2 separate regions of the Mus musculus genome follow, and region 2 is linked to region 1. Evidence: chromatin loops called from intact Hi-C (ENCODE). Cell type or tissue: gastrocnemius. All regions are shown on one strand. Each heading gives the region's core, and the rest is flanking DNA. Links, peaks and the distances in the headings are about the cores only. Region 1 holds the start of 9330182O14Rik (RIKEN cDNA 9330182O14 gene). Region 2 overlaps Lrp12 (low density lipoprotein-related protein 12).

Region 1 (10,210 bases), core at 734-8,733:
CCCTGCCACCCCCTCCCACACATATTCTTGCAGCCATTCAGAAAACCCTAAGCTTGGGTAGAAGTGTTTTCTGATGAGTCAGGGACTCACGGTAGCTTCTAGATGGTCCACGTGAAGACCTGGACATCTAGCCTGGCTTATATGCGTTGTTGGACTTTCTCTGGATGCTGATACAAATAATTCACCCAATAGGATCCTCATCATCTTCAACCGTGCCTCCAGGATCCCCACTGGGATGTCTCCTGGAAAATCTCAAATCTCTAAAGTTAATGTCCAACATGAGGATATCAAAACTAGTACACCTCTGCAGGAAGGTCTGGATTCAGTACCCATTAGACAACGGCTCTAAATGGGCACTTAATGGCACAGTAGATCCAATTATTACGGCATCTTCATACGTACTACCAATGGTCTGGTAAATGGAAACAGGTCCCCTATGCCCAAGTGTTTACCTATCTTTGCTCCAACCCCTCTCTGTGTTCTTCTTGTTCCCCAACCCAACTTCTCCTAGCCATGAAATCTCCACCAGATACTGCTACAACCCTCAATCCAGCTAACGAACCTCCCCCTTTCCACCACAGACCTATTTCTCTGCCTTCATAAACCCAAACACTGCCTCACTTTCTTTTTCTCATCAGGCTACCCCAGCGCCTCTTTGCTTGACCTCTCCAGAGCCCTGCACCCCCCCACCCCCGTGGCCAGCTGAGGTCACTCCAATTGCCCTGCATTGGCACCGCCCTTCACCCCTCCCACCACAGTCAAACACACAAGTCCTTCTCCCCCTGGGACACCAAAGGCATCCGTCCTTCCTTTAATGGAAGTTGCTAGGGTAATGGCCTTGTTAGAGTACACGTTCCTTTCTCACTAAGTGAACTTTCTCAAATAAAGAGCAGTCTGGGTTCCTATACCTCTAACTCCTCCACCTTTATTAAAGAGTTTCAGTACATTACTCAATCTTATAGCTTGACTTTTCATGATGTATATACAACCCTCACTAATAATTTACTTCCCGACGAACGCAGGTGAGTTTGGGAGCAGGCGAGAATACATGCAGGCGAGACTCATCAAACATATCCAGTCGGATCTGAGGCACTACCTGACCAAGATCCTCGATGGAATTATAATTCTCCAGGTGGTATTTTAGCCAGAGATAGATTCATAACCTGCCTCCTGACCAGTCTCTATAGGGCTGCCTTAAAACCAGTAAATTTTGAAAAACTCCAAGAGGTCATCCAGGACAAACAAGAAAACCCATCTCAGTTTTTAGAACACCTTATTACAATATAGTAATCTAGACCCTGAAAACCCAGAAGGTAAGCAACTTCTGATGACCTACTTTTTTTCCCAGAGCTACCCCGACATAAAATCTAAACTTAGGCGGTTGAAGAAGGGGCTCCTAACTCCATAGGCAGAAGTTTTGGTGCTGGCCTTCAAAGTGTACCATGAGAGAGATGAAAAGGTTCACAGACAAAAATACCATATGCCGGCAATGGCTGTGTGACCAGCCCCAGCCACTGCCCCAGACTCCTGGTCTTCTAAAACTCAGAGACCACAAGAATCCTGCTACAAGTGTAGTCAACAAGGTCATTGGGCAAAAGCCTACCCTAACTTCCAAAAGCCAAAGGGGCCATGTCCTAGGTGCCATCAGGAGGGACATTGGGCTGTCAATTGCCCTCATGCTATGCAGAACAGAGGGACATTACTCCCAGGTAACCCTCCAGGCTTGTCTATGGATGACTGAAGAGGCCTGAGCTCCCATGACCTGACCACTGCCATCACTAGCAGGGAGCCCCAGGCATGTGGGTGGCCCATCTCCTTCTTCTTGGACACTGGGGCCATTTTACTTGGTCCTGACAGAGTTTTGGGGACCCACTTTCCCTTCTCATTTTCTATTGTCGGAGTAGAAGGACAACCTTACCTTCCTCACCAGACCCCACCACTTAGTTGCATTTTAGGGGTGTACCTCTCACCCATCCCTTTTTGGTAGTGCTGACATGTCCTGCACCCTTATTGGGAAGGGATCTTCTAGCTAAGTTGGGAGCCTCTGTTTCCTGGCCACCAGCCCCTCTGCTCCCTCTTTTAGCCAGTCAACCTACTAACATGTTGTTTCCTTTACCAGCTTCTCAGGTAGATCCCCAAGTCTTGGATGTCCAGAACCCTTCCGTTGCTAAGCATCATTCTCCTGCTGTCATCCAATTACTGGACTCTACCAGGTACATCACCCAAGCTCAATACTTTCTCTCTCTCTCTCTCTCTCTCTCTCTCTCTCTCTCTCTCTCACTCCTCCGAGGTCCTTCCCTCCTTGACATCCCCCCTCATAAATGGCACTAACTTGTCACTTTGCCTTTTGCTTCAGACCTTGACCTCCACCTACCAACTCCTGAATGTCACCCGGCCTGGACACTTTAAAGATTGCTGGCTATACGTACCCCCTGGAACTAATTCACCATTCTCTCTCTCTCTCTCTCTCTCTCTCTCTCTCTCTCTCTCTCTCTCTCTCTCTCCTCTCTCTCTCTTCTCACTCCCTCTTTCTCTCTCTTCTCTCTCTCTCCAGAGCCTCAGGGGACATAAACCTATCATTTCTGACCTCTTAAGGAAAACACTTCTTCATCCTATCTCTTCTCCCTTTAATACCTCTATACTAGCAGTTAAGAAACCTAATGGAACCTATTGCTTGGTTCAAGACCCCAGGCACATTAAATCTGCAGTAGTACCTCTCCATCCTGTTGTGGCTAACCCTTACACACTTCTTCCCGCTATCCCCTCAGGGACTCCCCATTTCTCAGTCCTAGATCTTGTAACCCCTACAGCTACTAAACTAAAGGAACTCTCTTATTGGTTCTACCTGTCTCACTTCAAACCTTTCATCCCTCCATCTAAAAATTTTTCCTACATGCCAACCATAACAGGACTGTGCTCTGTTATGCTCCAGAAGACACTGAGACCACCCACCTTGTCCCCAATCCCAGAAAATGAGACTCCATTCCAGCAGCTGCACTCGACCCCACAGGATTAGACAAGGGTTTCTCATCCTTCCCCTGCTGTTCGTTTCCACCAGGGCAGCCCTTACATCTGGAAATTTGACATTTAGAAACCCCCACAGATAACAAACAGTCTTTCCAAATAGGGTTAAGAAACTGCTCCATATGCCAGGAACCAATCTAAATTGCTGTCATCCCTGTATCGCTTATCTCATCTAATTATTATGATCTCTATACTTGCTTTCTCTTTGACCAGACAAAAAATTATTGCAGAAAATGGCCAGACGAATATGGGGGTTGCCCACGTTGGTCTTGTCGGATACATATGCAAGGATCACAGACCAATCATTTCTTCTATCAATACCACAAGACACTTTTTTTCTACATATAAGACCCATGGAATCCCAGGTGGGAGACAGGAGTTGTTGGTAAGCTCTACCATAAAAACCAAGCTGTGTCCCCAGTAAGTACTATCTGCAGGCAGAGGAAATATGTCTCAATTGCCGAACCTCTAGATATTGGAAAAGTATATGAAGTAATCAAACACTCCTCCGAGGTCCTTCCCTCCTTGACATCCCCCCTCATAAATGCCACTAATTTGTCACTTTGCCTTTTGCTTCAGACCTTGACCTCCACCTACCAACTCCTTAATGTCACCCGGCCTGGACACTTTAAAGATTGCTGGCTATACGTACCCCCTGGAACTAATTCACCATTGTCACTTACAGCATCTCCAGTGATACTGCCAAGTAACCTCACCTCATCCTTTGTCAGCTGCCCTGACTCCAGTGTTGCCATGACTCCATACCTTACCTCTATCTCTCTTTTTTGACATGGCAAACTGTTTTAAGACTTCCAGGACTCATTCTGTAGGAACACTAAGTTTCCTAGACTGCAATAGAACCCTAACCCTCAATATATCATCTCTGCCACAATGCCCTGCTGTCTAAAACACAGTCAATTCTCTGTGGCACTCAGGTATATCACTGCCTACCCACCAGCTGGTCAGGACTCTGCACGTTGGTACTCCTTTTCCCTGAACTGGGAGTAATCCAGGGAACTGAGCCCCTGCCAATTCCAGTTGTGGATATGATAGCTGCCCAACATAAGACGGCAGTTCAGGTCGTGCCACTCTTGGTTGCTACGGGAATAGCCATAGGTGCTGGAACTGGAGTTGCAGGGATAACGACTTCTATGACCCAATATGATAAGTTTACTTCCAAGCTTAGCACAAGTTTTCAAAAACTGTCTGAAACCATGATTACCAGGCAGAAACAGATCAACACTTTTGCAGCAGTGGGGCTAGATGTTTTGACAGCCAAAGAAGGTGGTCTTTGCCTATTTCTTCAAGAAGAATGCTGTTTCTACGTTAACCAACTGGGATAGTGAGAAATAAAATTCAGGAGCTGCAATCAGACATACGTGAGACCTCTAGTTCTGGGATTTTTGAAAACCCTATATGGAAGTAGATAGTCCCTTTCATAACGCCTTTCCTAGTCAACCTCCTGGTGTTATTATTTGCTCCCTGCCTCATTAATCTTGTTTCTACATTCCTTCAATGACAAAAACAAAAAATGTCTAACCAAAGTATTAATCAGTTCCTGTTACAGGATTACCAGCTCCTGTCCACAGAGGAGCCTGATGCTAACATCTACCAAGTGGACCCCAATGATGAAAGTCAACTATAACCCAAAATTGTCGACACCCCTAGACAGCGGGAAGGAATTTAAGAGATCTGTTGCCCCTATTCCCCTTTTACCATAGGCTTCTCCCTCCTCTCTTTTTTTCTTCTCTTTATGATAAGCGAAGGGAGGTATTTTGGCATCAGAAACTGGATTTACAGTAGAAGGTCACCTCTGAATCCAGCAACATAGGCGACAGGGACCAGTACATCTGTTGCCATGGCAATCACCATACATGCCCAGCATCCACCTGGCCCACCTGCCCACATTTACCTGTGCGTGGTTACATCACAGCCCAAATAAAAGGCAGGCCCCTCCTAACCTTCACTCTCTTTCCTTCTTCATCATCGTTGTCCCCCTTTGCCACCATCCTCCACCCCCCACCCCCGCACACACACACACAATAAACCTCTAGAGTCCTGTGGAACTGTGCTGGCCTAGTGTGATCTGTCTGGACAAACTGCCATTCTAACATAACAAGTACAGTGGGGCTGGGTGTTCTGTAGCTAGTCTCTGTAGGGAGACCAGTCCTAGGCTGTAAACACTTTCGAGAAGGAAGTCAGAGGTGCTAGTCTTTGCACAAGTTAATCAAGCCTCCAGAAAGACTCAGACTCCCAAGCAAAGCTTTGCATTTCTCTTAAGCCCCAACCACATGGCGGTTTTGCCAATTGTTTTGTGGGTCTAAGGCCTTGGCCGTTCTAGACACAGTCGTGCCCATGTCATAATACACATACACTCAGGGCTTCCTCCTTGACCTACAAAAAGAGTCTGTTTACACTCACAGTTCAGTTTCCTCAAGGGTAAGAGTCCATTGTGGCAGAGAACACAGCAGCAAATGACAGGTTGGCAGTGCTGTGTTCTCAGGAAGCTGAGAGCTCAGGTGCAGAGCTGGGAGCACAAAGTCCTGACTGAAAACCGAAGAAGGTCTTTTACTCCCAAAGCCATTTATCTCCCCATGACTTACTTCCTCCAGCAAGGCAAGGCTTCACCACATGAAGAGCCACCGACAGCGCCACCAACTGTCCAAATACCTGAGACTCTGGGAGATAGTTTTTTTTTTTTTTTTCATTTAACCCCAGGAAGCAATAAAGTACTGTATGGCACGGAAGGTGAATGTGTTAATGCTCGAGATGAAGCCCAGGATGCTGACCTATGAATCGCTGCTCACTATATACGGTAATTCAGCTCCAGATCAGTGGCAGTTGTTTTGAACTCTTACCTACAGCCACCTGGGTTTCCCTGGGAAGCTGAAGCAGCTTTGTGCCTCACTCTCTTCCTGCCTGGTGGGTATACTATTTCAAAGACTCTCTGTTCTGCCCCACCCTGGCACCCAGGATTGCTATCAAGCTCTAGCTAAAGGCTCCACATCTCATACCTTACTGTTAATGTCTTGCCAGTAATTGTGAATTTTGACCAGTCCTTTTGTGTGTGTATTTTCACGTCTGTCTCATTCTCTCTCGACTGTTTTAGGACACGAGATGCATGTGCCTAGCCCTCGTGAGACCCCTCAGCAATGACTACGCGTGAGCCCTTCATGCACTAGAGGCTTCATCAAACAGAGCCACGCAAAGACTGCAGAGGGTTTAACAAGTTGCATTTTAAAGTACTTAGGAAAACGGGTTATTTAGTCTGAAATCACAAGCCGCAGGGCCAGAACTGAAAGCAATCTTCTGGAGATGTTTCTGTTCAACAATTGTTCTACCTGGGTTTCTGTTGCTGGGATAGACATAATGACACAAAGCAATTAGGTGAGAAAAGGGATTTATTCAGCTTGCACTTCTGGGTCTCGGCGCACCATTAAGGGAAATCAGTGCAGTCAAGCAGGAACTGAAGTAGAAGCCACAGTGTAAGGCTGTGTCTTGGCTTGCTCTCTGGTTTGCTCCTACACATGTTTTTTTAAGGATAAAACTTTTTTCTCTGCCATTTTTTGAGGTTATAATTATATTATTTCTCCCTTTCTTCCCTCCAACACTTCCCATATACCTTTCCTAGCTCTCTTTCAAACTCATGGCTTCTCTTTTTCCATTAATTGTTGTTACCTACATATAAGCATATGTGTGTGCTATATATATATTTTATATGCATATACACATATACACATACACACACATATGGCCTATCTAGTCTGCATGCTTTTACATTTACATATGTATACACATACACATATATACATACATATATATCCATATATACATATGTGTGTGTGTATATATATATGTATATATATATACATATATATATATATATCAGCTTTTTTCATGCAGCAGAGAACCACAAGCTCAAAGAATAGTCCTACCCACAGTAGGCTGAGCCCTTCCACATCAGTCAACTATCAAGAGATTCTCCATAGATAGAGATAGTTCTTCAGTTGAGGTTTTCTCCTCTCAGGTGACTCTAGGTGTGTGTCAAGGTGACTGTCTGTCTGTCAGAACTAACCAGCACAGATTTTTTTTTTTGAAAATATTTATAGAGTACCTACTATGTGCTAGTCACTGTCTGATGTCAGGTGCATGTTGTACATATAAAGTCAAGCACACCAGTAGGCTAGCTGTCAGGCCATAAGCACAGGGAGGAGGGAGGAGAAACTCAGGTGTAGTGTTAGCAACGTGTTTGAGGCAAATGAAAACGGAGAAACCAAAGGACAATGGAAACATCCAGAGAAGAGTTTCGGGGTCACGCTCCACTATTTTCTCTTATAGTTTGGATTTTAACTGCCCCCTAAAGGCCATGTTCTAAACATTTGGACCTTTGCTGGTGCCTGGGAGTTGACAGAAACTTAATGAGGTGTAATGTTTTGTAAAATGCAGTCTGGTGACTCAGTGGGTCCATGCTGAGGCATCCCCCTGCCCCCACCCCTGAGGTACCAGTTACAAGACAGGCCTAATATAGAATGAAGTTTATTTGGGGGGCATGAGAAGGGGTGGTTGAGAAGAGAGTAGAGGCAGAGAAAGAGAGGGGTCAGAGAAAGAGGCCATCCTGGAACTCGTGGCGAGAGAGGAGGAGAGGGTGGAGAAAAAGGGAGCAAGGGATCAGAGAGGAAAGAGAGGCCAGTCCCTTTTATAGCAAGCCCGACCTTCCTGGCTGTTGCTAGGTAGCTGCTGGGCGGAGCCTAGAAGGACCATCCTAACTGGATAGGGAGGGTCATTGGATAAAGGTCCCTGAAAGGGACATTAGAAACACATCCTCTCCTTTTACTTCCTGGTCACCATGAGAAGAGTAAATCTTTTCTGCCCATGGCTGCCACCACAATGTGTCACCTCATCACTGACCCAAAGTACTGAGGCCAAAGGACCACGGCCTGAAACCATGAACCCATGATCTTTTACCTTCGTGGATTGAAGATCTCCAGCACTTTTGTCACTGTAACTGACATAAAACTCCTTTTCTTCAGATACTTCTCTTTTGTTTTGATCAGCTCATTTTACATGCGAAGAAGAAAATGTGCCTCGAAGACCACTTAAGCCCGGGTATCGGAGGAGCCAAATAATGGGACGAGTATTTGGTTGAAAATCTATTTAACACGTCTCAGTAGGCGAGAACAAGGCCTGATGTAGCCTTATTAAGATAAGAATATGTTTCTTCTTTATTATCTTGTTAGCCATAGACTTGAATTTTGATAGGGCAATTTTCAGGGCTTAAACACTTGATTGCTACTAATAGTGGAAATAACAGCAAGACAGTGTTTAGGTTTAATTTATAGTCATTTAACACAACTTTAAGTATGGATTTCTCCAAATGCCCTGTTATTTCGTTGGAGCTTGTCTATGCAGACCTGAAGTCCTGCTGCAGTAATTGTGAGCCATGCAAAAGGTCCCATATACTTATCTCACAGACCCCTCCAACAGCATGATGACCAGCGATTGCTATTAACGGGTTTTACTGTTTTGTTTTGTTTTTTACCCTAGAAACCCTGTTTTAGTAAACCTGCGTCAGTAGTTGCAAGCTAAATGTCTTAAAACTTATTTTGGTTTGTAAAAGGGAACCTTCTTTCCACTATTTGCCCCCTCAAGGTCGGCTTGGCGTTCCTCCTTGAGCCAGAACAGTTCACTTTTGTGCCACCAGGGGCCGCTGTTCTCCAAGCAGTGAGATCTCCAAAGGCGATCCACCTTCCAATTCCATATAGGCCAGCAGCAACAAATACTTCTTTTGAATTTATGTTTTGAGACCTTGAAAACACTATGCTGAGTGAAAGAAGCCAGACGCAAAGGCCACATGCTACAAGGTTCTCTTTACATAAAATCTGTGCGGAGATCATAAATGTCTTAGATAAGAAACCACAACCGTTGGTCTGTGATTCCTGCGTCTACAGAATGCAGGCTGCCTGTTTGCCCCTTGCAACCACATGCTTGCAGTGCGCCCAACTCGTTCACTGCGACCTATTTATTGTTAGCACCGCGTTCCTTGATGGCTTCTTTATTATCTTGTTAGCTGTAGACTGGAATTCTGAGTACGAGAGGGAGTAACACTTTGGAGGAGGGGCGAGGTAAGGACTGATAGACAGGGCCGCCTTTCGCTGTTCTCACCCGGAAAGTCCTGACGCACATCCCTCATATTCTTCAAAAGATGACAGGGAAGCTGAACCTCAACATCAGAGGCTACGTCAAGATCACCCTTATAAGGATCCATTTTCCCATCCTTTCACAATTCTGCCCCACTCTATGATTCCAGGGTAATTTCCCCTAATAAACACAGAGTACTGCCCAGTGTCTGCTTTGCAAAAACAATCATATGCTTGTCAGGGAAGTTACTGTTGACGATAAAGAAACCAAATAGAAGGGGGACCATGCCGGAGTCACTGTGCTCCATTCCTGTATCAGAACCTGCATGCACACGCACACACACACACACACACACACACACACACGCACACACGCGCACGCACGCGCACGCACGCGCACGCACAGGTACACACCATCTCTAGACTGCTGTGGTCACATATGTGAGAGGAAATCATGGATTCAAGACTGAAAGCTGCCCTCCTGCTCCTACCTGTTCTAAGAGGCTCTAGACTGCAGGCGATTCACAGCTTCCCATGCACATTAGGCTATTATATTTCAAGCCAGATATGAACAGAATGGACAGTGTCCATTAACTTCCTTCTCTGCTGCCTGCACTGACATTAGTATCGGTTTACAGAACACAAGTTTTGACAGCAAATGGGTCTGATTTTGAGCCCAGTGTCCCCATTATTGGCAATAAAGCCTCAGGCAAATTCTTTATAATTTTCTTTCGGTTCCCTTGCATATGTGTTTGTGTGTGTGTGTGTGTGTGTGTGTGTGTGTGTGTGTGTAAGCACTCCTAGACTTGTTTTGCGTGGGGTTTAAGCTACATACCCGCCCACCACCTATATATACTCAAGAGAGATCCATTTCCTTTTTTAGCAGACTACACTAATCCACAGCTGATTCTAGTTTTCTCTAAAGGTTCATGGTCAGAGCTGCCTTCTGTACAAAGTCATGTTTTTCAACTTCTCAATATTGAGAAATACTACAGAAGTAATATTTAGCTTCCAGTCTGCCTTAAACAGCTCCACGGTGTCCCTGATGC
Region 2 (10,210 bases), core at 1,298-9,297, 260 kb after region 1:
ATTGCATACACTAGCAAGATTTTGCTGAAAGGACCCTGGTATAGCTGTCTCTTGTGAGACTATGCTGGGGCCTAGCAAACACAGAAGTGGATGCTCACAGTCAGCTATTGGATGGATCACAGTGCCCCCAATGGAGGAGCTAGAGAAAGTACCCAAGGAGCTAAAGGAATCTGCAACCCTATAGGTGGAACAACATTATGAACTAACCAGTACCCCGGAGCTCTTGACTCTAGCTGCATATGTATCAAAAGATGGCCTAGTCGGCCATCACTGGGAAGAGAGGCCCATTGGACTTGCAAACTTTATATGCCCCAGTACAGGGGAACGCCAGGGCCAAAAAGTGGGAGTGGATGGGTAGGGGAGTGGGTGGGAAGATATGGGGGACTTTTGGGATAGCATTGGAAATGTAAATGAGGAAAATACCTAATAAAAAATATTTTAAAAAAAAGATAGAACTAATGACATCAACCTGTGTGTATGACATCAGGGGTTTCTTCATAGCCTTTTTTGTCCACTCAGTACTTGGTTGTCTAGTAAGACATATGAACTAATTACCAAAATGTTTCTTAATTAATAAAAACAAATAGCCTTACAAGATATAATTGCATTTACATGTAGCTAGTGGATATATTTGAATACTTATAGTAATATATACCTATTGGCATGTTGACTAAGACAAATCACAGTTCTAATAACTTTTCCATGTAAGTAGTATTTTTAGACTGTTAAAATCATAAATGTACTATGAAAATCTGACTCCTCACGTGTAAGAGAGAGATGCCTGTGTGTAGAGATCTCTGAAAGCACCGTCCGTAATAACGGAAGGCCAGAGACAAACAGCCTGAGTTAGAGTTGCTCAGAGCATTGAACGAGAAAACAGCTCGACGTAATCCTTCCAGTTAACTTCCTTAGAGGCAGAGAGAGAAAGTCAGATTTTCATTTGTTAGCGAGCCATATTCAGATGTTGAAAGCAAAATTGAATTTCTCATTTCTACAAGCAGTGACTGCTTTCATGTTCTTGTTTGATTTTCTGTCATTTACTTGTGTCCGTATTTTAAGAACTACATGATAATGCTCAACTATTAAGTGATTTATATGAAAGAGTATTCTCAAACTCAGGGACTTCTCAAACAAATGTTACTCTTTTTGATTGCCCCCCTTAACTTCTCACCCCCATTGTTCTGATTTGCTGCTCTAAGGAGGTAGGTGATGGAGTCTAATGGAAGAGAGAGAGGAGCCTCTCTAGCACATTCCTTCATGCTCGAGTTTCTGGCTCAAACATGAAGAAATGTAGGACGATTGATTGGGATTGGAAATATATTTTCTTAAATATGTAAACAAAAGGAATATGTGCTGCCAGCTGGTGTTCAGCTTGTTTTGGAATCTGGTCTTACCCTTATGAAGAGAAAGACCATTCTGGAAGCGTAGGGAGGTGCATGCATGAGGAATGTAGAAGCAGGTATGTGTTGCCGGGGTGCAATCGCTGCTAGGGCAGAAGCAGGGACTTGTGGAGTTTTGTCTTCAGTTACATGGCATCTTTATGGACGTTCTTGTCAATTGTTTTTAAAGTCCCTTCCTCCTCTCTCTTGTTATAGTTTTCAGGATTTTGATATCCAGGGGTCCAGAAGATGCACTTTGGACTGGCTGACAATAGAAACATACAAGAATATTGAAAGTTACCGAGCGTGTGGGTCCACAATTCCGCCACCATATATCTCTTCCCAAGACCACGTTTGGATCCGGTTCCACTCAGATGACAGCGTGTCCAGGAAAGGCTTCAGGCTGGCGTATTTTTCAGGTGTGTTTTTAAAAAGGAAACGCTGCACCATGTTTTGTGGTGTTACCTACTCAGTTACTTTGTAGTTAATTTTCTGAGCAGTATCCGATTAATCATGAGTTGACCCTCAGGCAGCTGAGATGAAGATTAGAAGCTTGAGTCAGATGCCTTCCAATTTGAGATTCCAGTTTGATGTTTTGTATAACCATAATAAAATTATTAATTTCATGAACTAAAGTCTTTTTTAAAAAAACATCTTATTATTTGCCTTGAAAGTACACTTTTCTCCAAGCCTCTTTCAAGCATTTGTCCATATCTCAAACATGACATCAGAGCATAGGTTTTGGTGTATGAATTCCTGTTTTCATTACACCTTAAACAAAAGACTGAACCCACCCCACAGCGTAGTGTATAGTCTCAGACTTTTACGTTTTTGCTTTTCTTAAACCATTTCCAAACATGACAAAGTCATGCACATGGGGGAGTCTTTGATCATGATTACATGAACTGTAAGCAATTTAAAGTTAAAATGACAATGTATCCAAAGCAGACCTAAATTGTAAACACAGCATAGTGAACACAGTAAGTTACTGCCGTGTTTGCGTACAGAGACAAGAAAGATACTTAAAAAGCAGTTATTTGAGTGCTTTTCTTCTGCAAACCTCTCTCACTATGTTCTAATTATGTTGTAAAGAGTTACGTTCTTTAGAAAGTGTGTTCTTTGGCTCATGTGTCTTAAATCATTTCACTATATGTTCTACAGTGAAATAGCTTTCTACCAAATAGAATTGACCCTTCTATATTAGGATAAAGAGCAAGGAACTCTGTGGGAAAGGAACATTTAATAGATGGGATTGTTGATATGTGGTACCAGTGCTAGTCTCCCAGTAGAACTAAACATACTCTTAACACTGACACGGTTTTGTTTTGTTTTTTTCTTTTTTTTTTTTGGCTTTTTGGCTTTTTGGCTTTTTGGCTTTTCGAGACAGGGTTTCTCTGTATAGCCCTGGCTGTCCTGGAACTCATTTTGTAGACCAGGCTGGCCTCCAACTCAGAAATCCGCCTGCTTCTGCCTCCCAAAAGCTAGGATTAAGGGCGTGTGCCACCACCGCCCGGCTACAGACACGGTTTCTAACAGCCGTACCGCAGGAGCTCAGTCATCATCATTGTAAAGGTGCTCCTGTCTGTTCAAGTCTGGGTGGGCTTTACTTGTGTTCTTCTTTCCTTGCCACACTCTGCAGGGAAATCTGAGCAGCCAGACTGTGCCTGTGATCAGTTCCGCTGTGGAAATGGAAAGTGTATTCCAGAAGCCTGGAAGTGCAACAGCATGGACGAGTGTGGAGACAGTTCTGACGAGGAGGTCTGTGCCAGCGATGCTCACCCCCCAACCACGACTGCTTTCCAACCCTGTGCCTACAACCAGTTCCAGTGTCTGTCCCGCTTCACCAAAGTTTACACGTGTCTCCCTGAGTCCTTAAAGTGTGATGGGAACATTGACTGCCTGGACCTAGGAGACGAGATAGACTGTGACATGCCGACATGCGGACAATGGTTAAAATACTTCTATGGCACCTTCAATTCTCCCAACTACCCCGACTTTTATCCTCCTGGAAGTAACTGCACCTGGCTGATAGACACTGGTGATCATCGGAAAGTCATCTTACGGTTCACTGACTTTAAACTTGATGGTACCGGGTATGGTGATTATGTCAAAATATATGACGGACTGGAGGAGAATCCTCGCAAGCTCTTGCGGGTGCTAACTGCTTTCGATTCTCACGCTCCTCTGACGGTCGTTTCTTCCTCCGGACAGATAAGAGTACATTTCTGTGCTGATAAAGTGAATGCTGCAAGAGGGTTCAACGCTACTTACCAAGTCGATGGCTTCTGTTTGCCATGGGAAATACCCTGTGGGGGCAACTGGGGGTGCTACACAGAGCAGCAGCGCTGTGACGGGTACTGGCATTGCCCAAACGGAAGGGATGAAATCAATTGTACCATGTGCCAAAAGGAAGAATTTCCATGTTCTCGAAATGGTGTCTGCTACCCTCGTTCTGATCGCTGCAACTACCAAAACCATTGTCCGAACGGCTCTGATGAAAAAAACTGCTTCTTTTGCCAGCCAGGGAATTTCCACTGTAAGAACAACCGCTGTGTGTTTGAAAGCTGGGTGTGTGATTCCCAGGATGACTGCGGTGACGGCAGTGACGAGGAGAACTGCCCAGTCATTGTGCCTACCAGAGTCATAACAGCAGCAGTCATCGGGAGCCTCATCTGTGGCCTGCTGCTCGTCATTGCATTGGGGTGCACTTGCAAGCTTTATTCTCTGAGAATGTTTGAACGGAGGTCAGTATCAAGACAGACTTTACTGCAATAAACGCGAGGCCCAGGGACTGGGTATGGGGCAGTTTAGTTGGTCAAGTGCTTGCCACACAAGCTTGAGTACCCACACACAGTTGGACGTGCTGGTGGACACATGTTAGTTCCAGCAGAGATGTTAGGGTCCCTGGGCTTTGCCAGCCAGCCAGTCTAACCTGATTAGAAATCTCCAGGTCTCAGTGAAAGGTGGATGGTTACTGAAGATTGACACCCAAGGTCAGATGCACACAGGAAAGCACACTCGTGCACATATGCACACACAAAAACAGGGAAGATTTCAAAGTGTGCCCCAAATGTCTGCCGTTATTCATTTTGATGTGGCTTAGAGATATATAAATTTAGGATACATAAAATTTGAATGAAAAACCCAATGGTCAAAGATAAACATAGTACAAAGTATGATTTAGCTTTATCAGGTGAGAAAAGTCAATGTTATATTTACTAACTTACTGTAAGCTGTTATTCTCAGTTACAGTTTTATCTTGTTTTCATAAATATTCAGTAATGCCATATATCTGAGAGTCCAATGTTTATACCATTCTACAAGTGAGAAGGAAATGAATGAGCCAGTTTCACAAGCAGGCTCATGATGAGGAGAGACTTGTTGCGTGGGTAAGCTGAGCACAGTGAGTGATCTGAAGTCTCCAAGACAAAGTAGCATAGATGTCCTCATGATAGGGGCATGTGACAGTCCTTATTCCAGGAGCTGCCATTTGAAAATGTGAGTAGGGTGTAGAGAGGAGATCCTGGAGGGGTCTTCTCTGGGGAGTATATAGAAGAATGTCCAGCATTGCTCCAAGAATACATACATAATTCATTTGGTCTGGAGCCTTGGAAACACATGAGGGACTGGTAGCACATGACAGTGGAGCTCGGCCTGGTTATGTGCAGTTCAGTGAGAGCCGTATTCTCAATTGAATAACAAGTTAGGCAGGAGAATGGACTTCAGGGAGAGCAGCTTCCAGCGTGGTTTAAGATAAATTGAGAGATGTTAATGGCAGGGGCATCTCCCTAGAGGGCATTGTGGGGACAGCTGCCTTCAGTCCTAACAGCTACAAATGATCAATTAGCAAAGACCATGCTGAACAGCTAGAGCACAGATGGTGCACAGATGCATGGGGCCACAAGAGCCATTGTGCGTCTTTTCTCTGAGCAAATAGAAATGGCTAGGAAACTTTACCAACGGAGAGTTGGGTCTCCGATTACATCACTTCAGTCCACCTGTGTTGGAATTGATGGACAAAGTGTCTGCTGAGACCTGTCACCAATTATCTCCTAGAGTGTAGGGGCTTGGGGTTTTAAAGTCTGTTATTTTATCATGTACAGATATTTCCTTTGGCAGACATTTCTGTCTATTAAAACATAGTAATTTAGGCTCTTACTAGCATAAGCACCTCTGGACAACCATCACATCAGCCTTACATTCCCAGAGTAGAAGTGGTTGGGTGGCGTTAGTTAGTTGAAACATTCAAGTGCTTCAGTTCTGATGGCAGAGCATTGCTGCTTGCCTTCCTTTGAACCTTTTCTTCTCTTTACTCCAAGATCATTTGAGACCCAGTTGTCACGCGTGGAAGCAGAACTTCTCCGAAGAGAGGCTCCTCCCTCATATGGACAGTTGATCGCTCAGGGACTAATCCCACCCGTAGAAGATTTTCCTGTCTGTTCACCTAATCAGGTATAATGAGAATTCTAATCTGTTTCATCCTCTTTTAAAGTCTATAAGTAGTAAAGCAGGGATTCTTAACTTTAGGAGTTTTCACAATCATGCAAATATTAAATATATGGACAACTGAATTTATAAATTGTATTACATTTTCACAGAATCTATACAATTCTGATTTTTATAATTATAAAACTGTCATTCTGAGACATTTTCCTTTTGGGGATAAGTGAGCAGGTGAACTGAAATTTAAAACCTTTGGCCAATTTTCTGATTGAACATTTAGAGATTTAAGAATGAATGGTAAAATTAATGTACTAACACATTACTTACGGCATAGCAACCCATTTTAAGTGAAAGTAATTGAAGAGGAGTGAACATTTGCCCCTAATTTAAGGGAGAACTTGAAGCTGGGTTTTAGTGTTTAAGAATTTGGTCCGTTTTCTTTTGGTTGTAACTCATACTCTTTGGTTCTTCAAAGTTCTCAGGAAGTTTTAAAAACATTTCAAGCTATAAAAATGTACCACAGCTTATTTTAGTCATAAGCATTTGTGTGCATTTAAATTTTAAATATATTCACAAACATTTATAAAAATGACTCAGAATTAGAACTAGGAAAAATTAGTTTTTTAGAGCCTTAACTCTTTTAAATTGAACATCCTTTCACTTCTGATACATGTCACCTTAGCTGGATATTCTTTCAAATCCTCAGTGACAATTTGTAGATGTAATTTTTAATTTTTTCAGGTGTAGTTTCTAATTCAGAATTTATACTGGTCAAATTGTTAGATATAAAAAATAGAAAAAACTCGATTATAGTTTCTGTCATTGGCACTGCCACCATCGATTTCTTTGAAGATAGGTGACAGACCGTGGTTACCTCCATTGGCTACCATCACCTCCTTGCCACTGTGCTCTGGAAAGCTAGTAGGAGCACAAATGATGTGACTGCTCACTGCTAGGACCATTTGCAAGCTGGCTTCTCCAGCTCCCTCTGGTTTGCCAGCTCACTAAAAGAATCTGAAGGGCTCACTTGGAGCTGTTTGCCCATGGCCGGACCCTGTTGCTATGAGAGGATATGAATTAAAAACCACTGAGGGAAGAGGCTCATGGGGCAGAGTTCAGACAGCCCCATGCAGAACACTGCTGTGGGACAACATTCCATAGCTGTTACCCACTAAGGATGCTCACCCAAGTCCCCATCCAGACTCACATATACAGTTGTGATCAGTTGGACATGGCTAGTGTACTTCTGTAGCCCTGCTGATATGGCTAGTGTACGTCTGTCTGTAGCCCTGCTGAAACTGTCCCCTTACCATGAATCACCAGAGCCCCACCCTAGGTCACAGGATTGTAGCTGCCTGCCAGTCTCCCAATGGAGACAGCTTTTCTGTCAGTCATGGCACTCCAAGTGTATAGAGATTCTGTCCCAAAAGCCAAGGTAACTTTGAAGTCTATTCCATACTGCTTCATTCTCTAGAGCCACAAAGTATTAAGAATTCCATTTAAACAGCATTTTAAATAACATAAGTTGTTGAACTTTGTTTAATGAGGCCAAATTCTCACATTTGAAATTTCTGGTAACAAATTATCAACTTTCCATAAGTTTTTAAAAGAAAATAATTTTGTAATTTGTTCCTAGTACAAACTAGAAATACTTTCTTGTCAGTTATTACTACTTCACAAGTGAAACAATAGACAGTTATCCACCAAACTACTGTGACATCTCCCTACAGAATCTAATGTTAAATTTGCAACTTTTCAGTTAACAGGCTTTTAACTAAGCAGAGATTGCCTGCTGCTTGTGACTGACAGTAATGGTAACGTCGGTAGAAAGTGTGCGAGGTGAGGGTCTGTCAGAAGCTCGGGCTCACGTGACAGTGGTTTGAATACTGAGCACTAGGAGTGGTCAATGGAGATGTTCATTCTAAATTTGAACTACTATTAGTTTTTAATTTTGTATTTAGATTCTTCTTAATTGGCAAAAGAAAAAGACCTTTCACATTTGTACTGAAAGTCCATGTATGCTGATAGCCAGATTTACTGGTGATGTGTATTTTACTAAAGCTGGCTAGAAACGTTCCTGCAGTGATAGCCTCTAAGTGTTTGCTGAATTGCTTCAGACTGTACAGGCATGACTGTATGCACATGGCAAACAGGGGAAGAGCACTGGCTACTGTGCTTGCCTGTTTACTTCCTTCTTGCTTCTGTGAGAGGCTGGGCCTTGAGCACTGAATCACCAACCTTTGTTGGCTTAGTTTTGCTCAGTGTGAGGTTCATTAAAGCTATGCTTGCCCTAAGTCTATAGCCACTAGGTGGAGCTTGAAGACTATTTAAAACTCACCTGACACTTTCATCTAGACAAAATGATTTATCTTTTAATTAACCTATTTACGTTGTGTTTGGAAGAGGCTGCCTGTCATGGTGCCATCCAGTGGAGGTCAGAAGACAACTTGCCAAGAGTCTGTTCTCTGTCCTCCTCCTTATGGGCTCCAGGTATCGAGCGCAGGTGGTCAGGCTTGGAGGCAAGCGCCTACCTCTGCCTGGCCAGCCGTCTCCCTGGCCCCTAGGTTTTCTTCTAGTTGCGAGACATACTTTCATTGTGTGCTAATTGAGTTGTGAAGCATTCCATATTTTTAAAGTCTGTAAATTTTTAAATTATCAATTTTAAAGACTAATATGGTTTATATTTAATCCTAAACTGAAAAAAAAAGCTTATTTCTTAAAACTTGAGAAGGCATCCAAATATATTCTAGTCTGTATTACAAGTATGTTCAGGCCTTTATTTGAAACAGTAAAACGGCGTCCTCGGGATTCATTCACTCCATCCTTGGAATCTAGCTCTGTAAAATGGGATTCCCACATTGACAGGACAGTTCAGCCTTGTGACTCAAGCCTAACTGTAAGTTTTTAGGAGAATATTGGAGCATAATCATAAACGAGTCATGTAGTGACGTCTGGTAGAAATTTTCAGTGTATCTATTTTCCAGACTTGGTACAGTTGTAGGATTGGAATATTATTGTGGTTTATAATTGCTGTAATTGACAAAACTGTCACTGTAGAGTTAGGATTTAAGTTACAGATTAGATTCTCTATGAGTAGACCTGTAGAGGTAAGTGAATTTAATTTAGCTCATCGCTGTTCCTAGTAACAGTGAGTCAAAGAATGTTTTTCATCTTAATACCTCATTATTCACTATTTTCTTTTTTCTTACTCTTGCAGGCTTCCGTTTTAGAAAACCTGAGGCTAGCTGTCCGATCTCAGCTGGGATTTACTTCAATCAGGCTTCCTATGACAGGCAGATCTAGCAACATTTGGAATCGTATTTTTAATTTTGCAAGATCCCGTCATTCAGGGTCATTGGCTTTGGTCTCGGGAGATGGAGATGAGGTTGTCCCTAGCCAGAGCAGCAGCAGAGAAACTGAGAGGAGTCGCCCTCACAGAAGCTTATTCTCCGTGGAGTCCGATGACACTGACACAGAAAATGAGAGAAGGGATACGGCGGGAGCATCGGGTGGGGTTGCAGCACCGTTGCCCCAGAAGGTCCCTCCCACGACCGCCGTGGAGGCCACAGTGGGATCAGGTGGGAATTCCTCTGCTCAGAGCACCAGAGGTGGCCATGCAGATGGAAGGGAAGTGTCAAGTGTGGAAGCCCCGAGTGTGAGCCCAGCACGTCACCAGCTCACAAGTGCTTTAAGTCGGATGACTCAGGGCCTGCGCTGGGTCCGCTTTACACTAGGTCGATCGAGCTCCACTACCCAGAACCGGAGTCCTTTGAGACAGCTGGACACCGCAGTGAGTGGACGAGAAGACGACGATGACGTCGAAATGCTAATTCCAGTTTCAGACGGAGCTTCGGACATTGATGCCAATGACTGCTCCAGACCTCTTCTTGACCTTGCCTCAGACCAAGTACAAGGGTTTAGACAGCCACACAGTGCAGGAAACCCTGGAGTGAGAACAAGTAACCGGGACGGCCCCTGCGAGCGCTGTGGCATTGTGCACACAGCCCAGATACCAGACACTTGCTTAGAAGCCACAGTGAAGACGGAAACGAGTGATGACGAGGCTTTGCTGCTGTGTTAGGACAGAATCGCCAGACTGTATGCAAGCTGGAGCAATATCCACTCACTGTTTTGTAACTTTACAATTAAACTAGTTTTAGTTTAAAATGAAAAGATGCAGGGTGATTTCTTATTATATGTTAGCCTGCATGGTTAAATTTAACAATGTGTAACTCTAGGAGCTAGAGTTTGCTGTTTTAGCAGCTAAAAATGCATTATGTATTCGTAGTCTTCAGTCATGTTCTTCCGTTTGCTTATACCTGGTTTTGTTTTGTTTTTTTAAATCCTGGTACTTAAGTTTAATAGTAGAAATATGGCTGCTTTATTCA

What was found. A loop is a pair of places that touch in the nucleus more often than their neighbours do. Peaks named below come from ENCODE experiments on the same cell type or tissue, not always from the same donor. Only the 100,000 strongest peaks of a DNase experiment are listed, where the experiment ranks them.
Region 2: a loop joins it to region 1, with 5 times the contacts of the local background. A loop is called at or near these places in 33 of 42 quality-filtered maps.

The regions. Positions count from the first base shown.
Region 1 is chr15:40,129,805-40,140,014 of GRCm38, reverse strand. 9330182O14Rik (RIKEN cDNA 9330182O14 gene) reads right to left here and starts at 5,650. Exons shown (of 4, transcript NM_001256056.1): 1 at 5,446-5,650. In gastrocnemius, for the core only: a CTCF peak has its summit at 5,666 (motif pointing left); DNase peaks (open chromatin) are centred at 5,649 and 8,723.
Region 2 is chr15:39,871,708-39,881,917 of GRCm38, reverse strand. It overlaps Lrp12 (low density lipoprotein-related protein 12), which reads left to right. Exons shown (of 7, transcript NM_172814.4): 4 at 1,596-1,798; 5 at 3,019-4,123; 6 at 5,699-5,831; 7 at 9,040-10,210. The coding sequence ends at 9,903. Among named protein-coding and RNA genes, the nearest start is that of Dpys, 19 kb to the right of the region's middle. In gastrocnemius, for the core only: a CTCF peak has its summit at 8,123 (motif pointing right); a DNase peak (open chromatin) is centred at 8,245.